Linked DNA regions of Homo sapiens: region 2 is linked to region 1. A link is an interaction called in ENCODE POLR2A ChIA-PET data of the cell type or tissue named here. Cell type or tissue: Caco-2. All regions are shown on one strand. Links, peaks and the distances in the headings refer to the core of each region. The heading gives the core; the rest is flanking DNA.

Region 1 (4,390 bases), core at 288-4,287:
GCCTGTAATCCCAGCTACTTGGGAGGCTGAGGCATGAGAATTTCTTGAACCCAGGAGGCAGAGGTTGCAGTGAGCTAAGATTGCGCCACTGCACTCCAGCCTGGGCAACAGAACGAGACTTCGTCTCACAAAAAAAAAAAGAAGTAATTTTCTGATCTAGCATGTGGATTCTTGAGTCATCTTAACTAAGAGATTGGGAGCAGCCTGTGTGGCTGACAGGCCCTATTGCTCATGACTTGTGTATGTGTACACGTGTGGGATGTGTGTATGCATGTGTGTATATGTATGCAGTGTGTATGTGTGGAGTGTGTGCATGTGTGTACATGTATGCATGTGTAGAGGGTGTGTGTGTGTATATGTATGGGAAGTATGTATGTATGTATTTGTGTGCCTGCATGTGTGGACATGTGTACGCATATCCAGTGTTAACCCTGACACACTGGGGAAGTGGAAATAGAATGAATACCCTGTATGTTTCAGCTCCTTTTTGAGTTTATCCTGCACGACCAGCTTATGAGTAGGTGATGGTATATTTTTGGTCACCTACAGCACTTCCTCAGCCTCCCCTGACATGTCTACATGTTCCACCCCCACCCCCGGAGTGTGGGCTTTGCAGGGCGCTGGCGGACCTGAAATACTCTGCACACCTGGGAAGCTGCAGGCAGACCTCTGAGCTCCAGCTCGTTCTTCAGTAAAAGGGGCTGAATGGTGCTGACTTTGGAGGATTCCAGGTTTCAGAAATAATGGGTGAGAAAGCAGAGCCTCAGAGCTATCAGGTGACTTGTGACAGGCTTGCTCAGATGAGAGCTGGAGCCCGGACTCGGACCCAGGCCTGCCACTCAGAGCCTGGCCTCTGTCACAGTTCCCCTCCCATTGACTTTCGGGGCCCGTCTTAGGAGCTCGACCGGCGGCCAGCAAAACATTCCCTCCACAGCAGAGCCACCTCTGGGTAAACTGATAAAAATGAGCTTCTGAACCTGCCAAGGTGCCAGGGCTCAGGCCTTGGCTTCAGCAATGTCATTCCCCCAGCAGACGGTGAGTGGGTGCCAGCCACAGTCAAGCACCCACTGTGCTCTTCCCCCAAGGCCTGGCCTGGGTTAGCTGGCTGTCCTGCCCCTCCCCTCCCCTCCCTTCCCCTCCTCTCCCCTCCCTTCCCGGGGGAGGGTGCTTGACTGTGGCCAGCGCCCATTCATCGTCTGTGGGGAGAATGACATTGCTGAAGCCAAGGCCTGGCTTTCGACAAGAGTTTTGCTCTGTTGCCCAGGCTGGAGTGCAGTGGCACCATCTCAGCTCACTGCAACCTCCGCCTCCCAGGTTCAAGTGATTCTCCTGCCTGAGCCTCCTGAGTAGCTAGGATTACAGGAGACCACTACCACATCTGGCTAATTTTTGTTTTTTTTTAGTAGAGATGGGGTTTCACTATGTTGGCTAGGCTGGTCTTGAACTCCCAACCTCAGGTGATCCGCCTTCCTTTGCCTCCCAAAGTGCTGGGATTATAGGCATAAGCCACTGTGCCCAGCCTATTTATTTTATTTTTTATTTTATTTTTGAGACAGGGTCTCACTTTGTTGCCCAGGCTGGAGTGCAGAGGTGCGATCGTAGCTCGCCCACAGCCTTGACCTCCTAGTTCCAAGTGATCCTCCTGCCTCAGCCTCCCAAGTAGCTGGGACTACAGGTGCACATCACATGCCCAGCTAATTTTTGTATTTTTTATAGAGACAGGGTTTTGCCATGTTGCTGGTCTTGAACTCCTGGGCTGAAGCAATTCACCTGCCTCGGCCTCCCAAAGTGCTGGGATTACAGGTGTAAGCCACTGCGCCTGGCCTGCTTCTTTTTTTTCTGAGCATGCTTTTAAAATCTCTAGTAGGTGATACACCCAGCCTTCAGTTCTACTCCTACTCAAGCAGCATGGTAATTTTAAGAAAATTTTAAAAGGAAAAAAAAAGCATATTCTAATGTGTCTTCTTACCTGATGCAGAAGATGGAGTTAGCCTGAGTGACCCATTCCTTGCTAGCAGCTTTATTGGAAGCTGGGATTTGGGTATGTGGATAACTCATGCTGAGAGCTGATTAATCACGTGCATGGCCCTGTTAGGGTTCAACTGACTTAGGTAAATACAACACAATGATATTTCAGCTGTGACCTTTCAGAGAAGGAAGCTCCTTGTTTACATAGGAGTTATAGCAGCACTGCTCTCCCAGTTCAACAAAAACTGGTCTCACTGGTTACCTGTGGAACCCCGACTCCCTGAGATGGCTCTCGGCAGCCTTGCCTTCTGCCTGTTTCTCCAGCTTATCTCTTGCCACCGCCACTCCCTCAAGCTGGCAAAGCAACCGGGTCATGCCATTTCAGTCAAGGTGGAATGCCACACCATGAGCACTTGGGAAGTCCTGGCCAAGTGCTGGTCTGTTCCATTTTCGTCCTGTCTAAAGGGCACTAACAGTGCCCCCTGGCAGGTGCTTCACTGAGCGTTTGAGCCTGTGTCACCTGGCCTCCCTGACTCACTGTGCCACTGTGCAGCTTCCTTTCAGTGGCATGAAAAGAACACCCTTACAAAGATGCCTGACTTCCAGAAGGAAGACATGTCAGTGTTTCACCGTGAAAAATGCAACTCCTCGTTTGCTTGGTGGGAGACGTGCTTTTAAATTGGCTGACTTACATTTCTTTCTAGACAAAGACATCTGGCATTCTGAAGTCAGCATTGTACTCTGTGCAAAAGTAGGGTGACTGTCTCTTCTAGGAACTTTTAAAGGAAACATTTAACATTTTTATTTTACGGGCTAAATAAAGCGTTTTAAAAATGAAACATAATTCTGTCCACTCCCCACCCATATGGTTAAATTACTCCTTTTTTAAAGCATTTTAAATTGTGGTAAAATACATATAAACAAATTGTGGTAAAATACATATAACATAAAATTTACCATCTTAACCATTTTTAAGCATATTAACTTGTGTCCATGTGTAGCCTTTTGGAATTTTTCATCGTGTTCCCTACACAGAATGCTTCTAAATCATGCCGTGTCCTGGGGACTGTCATACTGTCAGGTTGTGTAAAGTCAAAGGAAACAAAGATATTTTCTTGGGTGGAGCAACAGTGACACTTCCTGATTTCTATTAAGCTTGGATGTAGTTTGAATCTTTTTTTTTCAAACATACTTTATACTTAACATTTTAGTATTTTCTTTTAAGGTCAGCCTACTGAGCCTATGCATATAATGAGGTCAAAAATGTTACAATTATGTCCTAATTATAGCTCAAGGAATGCTTTTAGAACAGTGTAGTTCCTGAGTGAAATAAATAAGAAAGTTTAATTTCCTGTTTAATCAGTTTCTCCTTTTTAAATTTTTTTAGCACTTTAAAAAGTGATTTTGAAGGCTGGGTGCAGTGGCTTACACCTGTAATCCCAGCACTTTGGGAGGCCAAGACGGTGGATCACAAGGTCAGGAGTTCGAGACCGGCCTGGCCAATATGGTGAAACCCCGTAGCTGGGCGTGCTGGTGCACGCCTGTAGTCCCAGCTACTCTGGAGGCTGAGGCAGCAGAATCGCTAGAACCCGGGAGGTGGAGGTTGCAGTGAGCTGAGATCACACCACTACACTCCAGCCTGGGTGACAGAGCGAGACTCTGTCTCAAAAAAAAATGGGATTTTGGGTTAGGCACAGTGGCTCACGCCTGTAATCCCAGCACTTTGGGAGGCTGAGACAGGTGGATCACGAGGTCAGGAGTTTGAGACCAGCCTGACCAGTATGGTGAAACCCTGTCTCTACTAAAAAATACAAAAGTTAGCTGGGCGTGGTGGCATGCACCTGTAGTCCCAGCTACCTGGGAGACTGAGGCAGGAGAATCGCTGGAACCTGGGAAGTGGAGGTTGCAGTGAGCCAAGATCACACTACTGCACTCCAACCTGGGTGACAGAGCGATACTCCGTCTCAAAAAAAAAAAAAAAAAATGATTTTCAGCTGGGCACAGTGGCTTACACCTGTAATCCCAGCACTTTGGGAGGCTGAGGCAGGCAGATTGCCTGAGGTCAGGAATTCGAGACCAGCCTGGCCAAAATGGTGAAACCCCGTCTCTAATAAAAATACAAAAAATAAAAATTAGCCAGGCATGGTGGCACATGCCTGTAATCTCAGCCACTCAGGAGGCTGAGGCAGGAGAATCACTTGAACCCAGGAGGCGGAGGTTGCAGTGAGCCGAGATTGCACCACTGCACTCCAGTGTTGGGGGACAGAGTGAGACTCTGTCTCTAAATAAATAAATTAATTAAATTAAAAGTGATTTTGAAAACATGGCCATTTTTCCTGGCCAGTTCATCTCTTTCTTTTTTTTTTCTTTTCGAGATGGAGTCTCGCTCTCTCACTCAGGCTGGAGTGCAGTGGCGCAATCT
Region 2 (4,390 bases), core at 98-4,097, 140 kb after region 1:
TGTCCTGGGCCACATGCATCCCATGGGGGCTGAGGGTTGGACAGGCTTGCTTTACAATGAATCAGTGTTTTTTTTGGGTTTTGTGAGCATTATAGCACATTATCAAACATGAGGGGAATCATGTGAATGCCCAATTTATGGTTGGTCTGTCAGAAGTACAGGAGACTAAGGGTTTATAGTAGTTGACTAATTTCTCCTTGTTTGGTAGTATAAACCAAAAATAAAATTCTAAGGCTCTTCCAACCATTTTAATGGACTTCCTTCTCAGCCAGGGCACTCTTAACATTTAATCTGAAAGACTAGTTCAGGCCATGACAGGAAGTTGGGGTCAGACCTGCTTCATTATACTGCTCTGGCGTAACATCACATAACAAGGAAAGAAATAAAAATAATTCTAAATAGATTTCCTTGTCATATCTTGAAATTGCCTTGCAAAGTTTGTCTCTTGTGGAAAAAAATGTACATTGTGTAGAGAATCCTCTTTTCCCTTTTTTCTTTTCTTTTTTTGTTTTTTTTTGTTTTTGTTTTTGAGACGGAGTTTCGCTCTTGTTGCCCAGATTGGAGTGCAATGACCTGATCTCAGCTCACTGTAACCTCCGCCTCCTGAGTTCAAGCAACTCTCCTGCCTCAACCTCCCAAGTAGGTGAGATTACAGGCATGAGCCACCAGGCCCAGCTAATTTTGCATTTTTAGTAAAGATGGGGTTTTATCATGTTGGTCAGGCTGGTCTCAAACTGCTGACCTTGGGTGATCCACCAGCCTTGGCCTCCCAAAGCGCTGGGATTACAGGTGTGAGCCACCAGACCCGTCCTGAGCCACCGCACCTGGCCATTCCCTTTTTTTTTTCTTTCCAGATCCAGGAGATAATCAATTAAGAGTCAGGCACCCTTTTCAGTCTCATAAGAAAACATTTTACAGCCTCTTCTGTCTTATGCCTGCTAGCTAAGAGCTTCCTCTGCGTAGTAAAACTTTGGTCTCCACAATCCTTGTCTTAACCCAAACATTTCCTCTCTGTTGATCCCAGGTCCTTAGACAAACTCAACCAATCTTAACCAGAAAATGTATAAATTTACCTATAGCCTGGAAGTCCCCGCTTTGACTTGTCTCGCCTTTCTGAAACAAACCAATGTACATCTTAAATGTATTTCATTGATACCTCATACCACCCTAAAATATATAAAACCAGGCTGCTCCCCGACCACCTCAGGCACATGTTCTCAGGACCACCTGAGGGCTGTGTCATGGGCCATGGTCACTCATATTTGGCTCAGAATAAACATCTTCAAATATTTTACAAACTTTGACTCTTTTTAGTCGACAGTAGCCAGAGGTTTTACACCCCAAGGCCATGTCCCATGGTTAAGATGTAGAGTGGGGGAGGAGTGTATCATTCTTTTATCAGTGGTAGAATGATATTTGTACAGGGGAGAAGGTGGGACAGGAAAGTTTTCCTGATGGCTCACTTTTGAAAAAAGACTTCTTGTGCAAGATGAAGAGCTAGAAATTTAGTTTCATTAAGAACTGTTTGTGATGTGTGCTTTAGAAAGTCTTGAGTTACCTATACTCCATATTTCACGGATGTATGCTGTATTATGTGATGTCTGCCAGAGCAAGTCTAAATTGCATATATACCAGTTTGAACAGTCTTCTTCAGGATACTGTTTCTCACTTGTGTGCTTCAACTTAATGGTAAATGAAGGTTTTGGAATTGTCCAGAAGCAAGTGTGGACAGAGGAGAAGTAGACCTTTCTGACACCTTGTGGCAGCACGTGAGCACTACAGATGTGGTTGGCTTGATCTACAGTCTAATCATATTTTTAGGGCTCTTCACACTGCAAAGTGCTTTCCACCTTTTTTCCCCTTATTAGGAGAGAATCTGTTCAGAATGAACAAAAAAATTGCATGAAAATTCTCTGCATACTGAAATTTTTAAGGCTCTGCCTTTTAAAACTACTTGTGTGTTTTTGGCCAGGCACGGTGGCTCATGCCTGTAATCCCAGCACTTTGGGAGGCTGAGGTAGGCAGATCACGAGGTCAGGAGATTGAGACCATCCTGCCTAACACGGTGAAACCCCGTCTCTACTAAAAATACAAAAAATTAGCTGGGCATGGTGGTGGGCACCTGTAGTCCCAGCTACTCGGGAGGCTGAGGCAGGAGAATGGTGTAAGTAAACCCGGCGGGCGGAGCTTGCAGTGAGCTGAGATGGCGCCACTGCACTCCAGCCTGGGCAGCAGAGCGAGACTCCATCTCAAAAAAACAAAAAACAAACAAAAAAACTACTTGTGTGTTTTTATACATTTGGTACGTACCACTACTCAGGAACTTAAGAGAGTTCCCAATAGCATGAGGTTGACTGGCATATTCTTCCATAATGAATTGTGAGTAAAATCAGGCATAAAAGCCTTGGGAATTAAGATGCAATGCAAATTTGTTGCATTGCGTTCAAACGAAAAACCTTAGACAAGTTAAAGTTTTATTGAGCAAAGAATGATTCAAGAATTGGGCACATTGGGCATAGTGGCCCACTCCTGCAATCCCAGCACTTTGGGAGGCCAATGTGGGAGGATCACTTGAGGCTGGGAGTTGGAGACCAGCCTGGGCAACACAGTGAGACTCCTGTCTCTACAAAAAAGTATAAAATTAGCCAGGCATAGTGGTCCATGCCTGTGGTCCCAGCTACTCGGGAGGCTGAGGGAGGAGAATCACTTGAACTCAGGAGTTCAAGGCTGCAGTGAGCTATGATTGCACTACTGCACTGCAGCCTGGGCAGCAGAGAGAGACTATCTCTGAAAAAAATAAGAGGCTGGGTGTGGTGGCTTACACCTGTAATCCCAGCACTTTGGGAGGCTGAAGAGGGTGAATCACTTGAGGCCAGGAGTTTGAGACCAGCCTGGTCAACATGGCGAAACCCCTTATCTACTAAAAATACAAAAAATTAGCCATGTGTGGTGGTGCGCACCTGTAATCCCAGCAACTCGGGAGTCTGAGGCAGGAGAACCGCTTGAACCCAGGAGGCGGAGGTTGCAGTCAGCCGAAATTGTGCCACTGCGTTACAGCCTAGGTGACAGAGTGTGATTCTGTCTCAGAAAAAAAATAGGACAGGCTTCAGAACCGGAACAGGTTCTAAGCACTCTGGCCTGCAACGTGATCAGGCAATATTTATGGACAAAACAAAAGTGAGATACAGAAATAGTTTAATTGGTTGCAGCTTGGCATTTTGCCTTATTTAAATCAGCTGGTGACCTGTGATTGACCGAAGATGGGATTCTGTAGTTGACTGAGACTCAGCTGTTTGTTACTGGAGTACAAATTGCCCTAAGTTAGAAGAATTTGTACAGTTAGTTTTCATACTATTAGGTTGTAGTTCCTTATGTACTGACTCGAGTATGGAGGCATCCTCAGGCCAAGTTTAGTTTAGTTTAACAATTGGAACTCTTTCTTTTTTTTTTTTTTTGAGATGGAGTCTCGCTCTGTTGCCCAGGCTGGAGTGCAGTGGCACGATCTTGGCTCACTGCAAGCTCCATCTCCTAGGTTCATGCCATTCTCCTGCCTCAGCCTCCCGAGTAGCTGGGACTACAGGCGCCCATCACCACGCCCAGGTACTTTTTTTGTATTTTTAGTAGAGACGGGTTTCACCATGTTAGCCAGGATGGTCTCGATCTCCTGACCTCGTGATCTGCCCGCCTCGGCCTCCCAAAGTGGTGGGATTACAGGCATGAGCCACTGCGCCCGGCCAACAATTGTAACTCTTATTTGAATTCTTTGAAGAGTTTGTAGATGTATACTACTACACTGCTACAAGTTCAGCTATAATGAACTTGGAGTAAATAATGAAGTCACAGTGCCAGAAAAACTTAGTGATCAAGCACAGTTAAGTTTATTAGGCCTGATACACGTAGGAGAAAGTGCCTCCTTGACAAAGTCTTAGTTGTGTCTCAGAATAGAGAAATTAGGAAATGGTGTTTATAGGATTTTAGGGCCTTGGCTGGATCATTTTAAGGTAGGTCTTGGCAAGGTATGTCCCTATTTGGGATTGGACAGTTATGACATTGTAGACATAAAGAGGGCAAGGGTTTTGAACCAAGTCTTGGTGAGTAAGCTGTTTAGTTGGTTCCCAGTGTTATCTTCCAAGAATCGTATATTCTAGATTGTATCTTCCAGATGTATCCTGGAGCAAGCAGCTAAGTCACTTTTGTTTGGTCTCAATGTTGTTTAACACAGGGATAAAAATACTGGTTTTTATTTTCAAAAGTAAGACCTGAATTAATTTACATGGACCTTTTGTTTGTTTCAGCTTTGCCCGAAGTTTTTACATACAAATTCTACTAGTCACACCTGGCCATTCAGTGCAGTTGCTGAATTAATAGGTATGTAGTTTGACATTTCATA

The links. ChIA-PET counts read pairs that join two places held together with the same protein. Peaks named below come from ENCODE experiments on the same cell type or tissue, not always from the same donor. Only the 100,000 strongest peaks of a DNase experiment are listed, where the experiment ranks them.
Region 2: POLR2A ChIA-PET joins it to region 1 with 5 read pairs; 13 of 35 experiments call an interaction of 5 or more read pairs at or near these places.

The regions. Positions count from the first base shown.
Region 1 is chr21:36,186,076-36,190,465 of GRCh38, forward strand. The region is part of intron 2 of DOP1B (DOP1 leucine zipper like protein B); the gene reads left to right. Among named protein-coding and RNA genes, the nearest start is that of DOP1B, 31 kb to the left of the region's middle. In Caco-2, for the core only: no CTCF peak of the experiment used is centred there; a DNase peak (open chromatin) is centred at 2,126; H3K4me3 peaks cover 250 bases.
Region 2 is chr21:36,329,351-36,333,740 of GRCh38, forward strand. MORC3 (MORC family CW-type zinc finger 3) reads left to right here. Exons shown (of 17, transcript NM_015358.3): 2 at 4,296-4,368. Among named protein-coding and RNA genes, the nearest start is that of MORC3, 11 kb to the left of the region's middle. In Caco-2, for the core only: a CTCF peak has its summit at 1,751 (motif pointing left); a DNase peak (open chromatin) is centred at 1,771.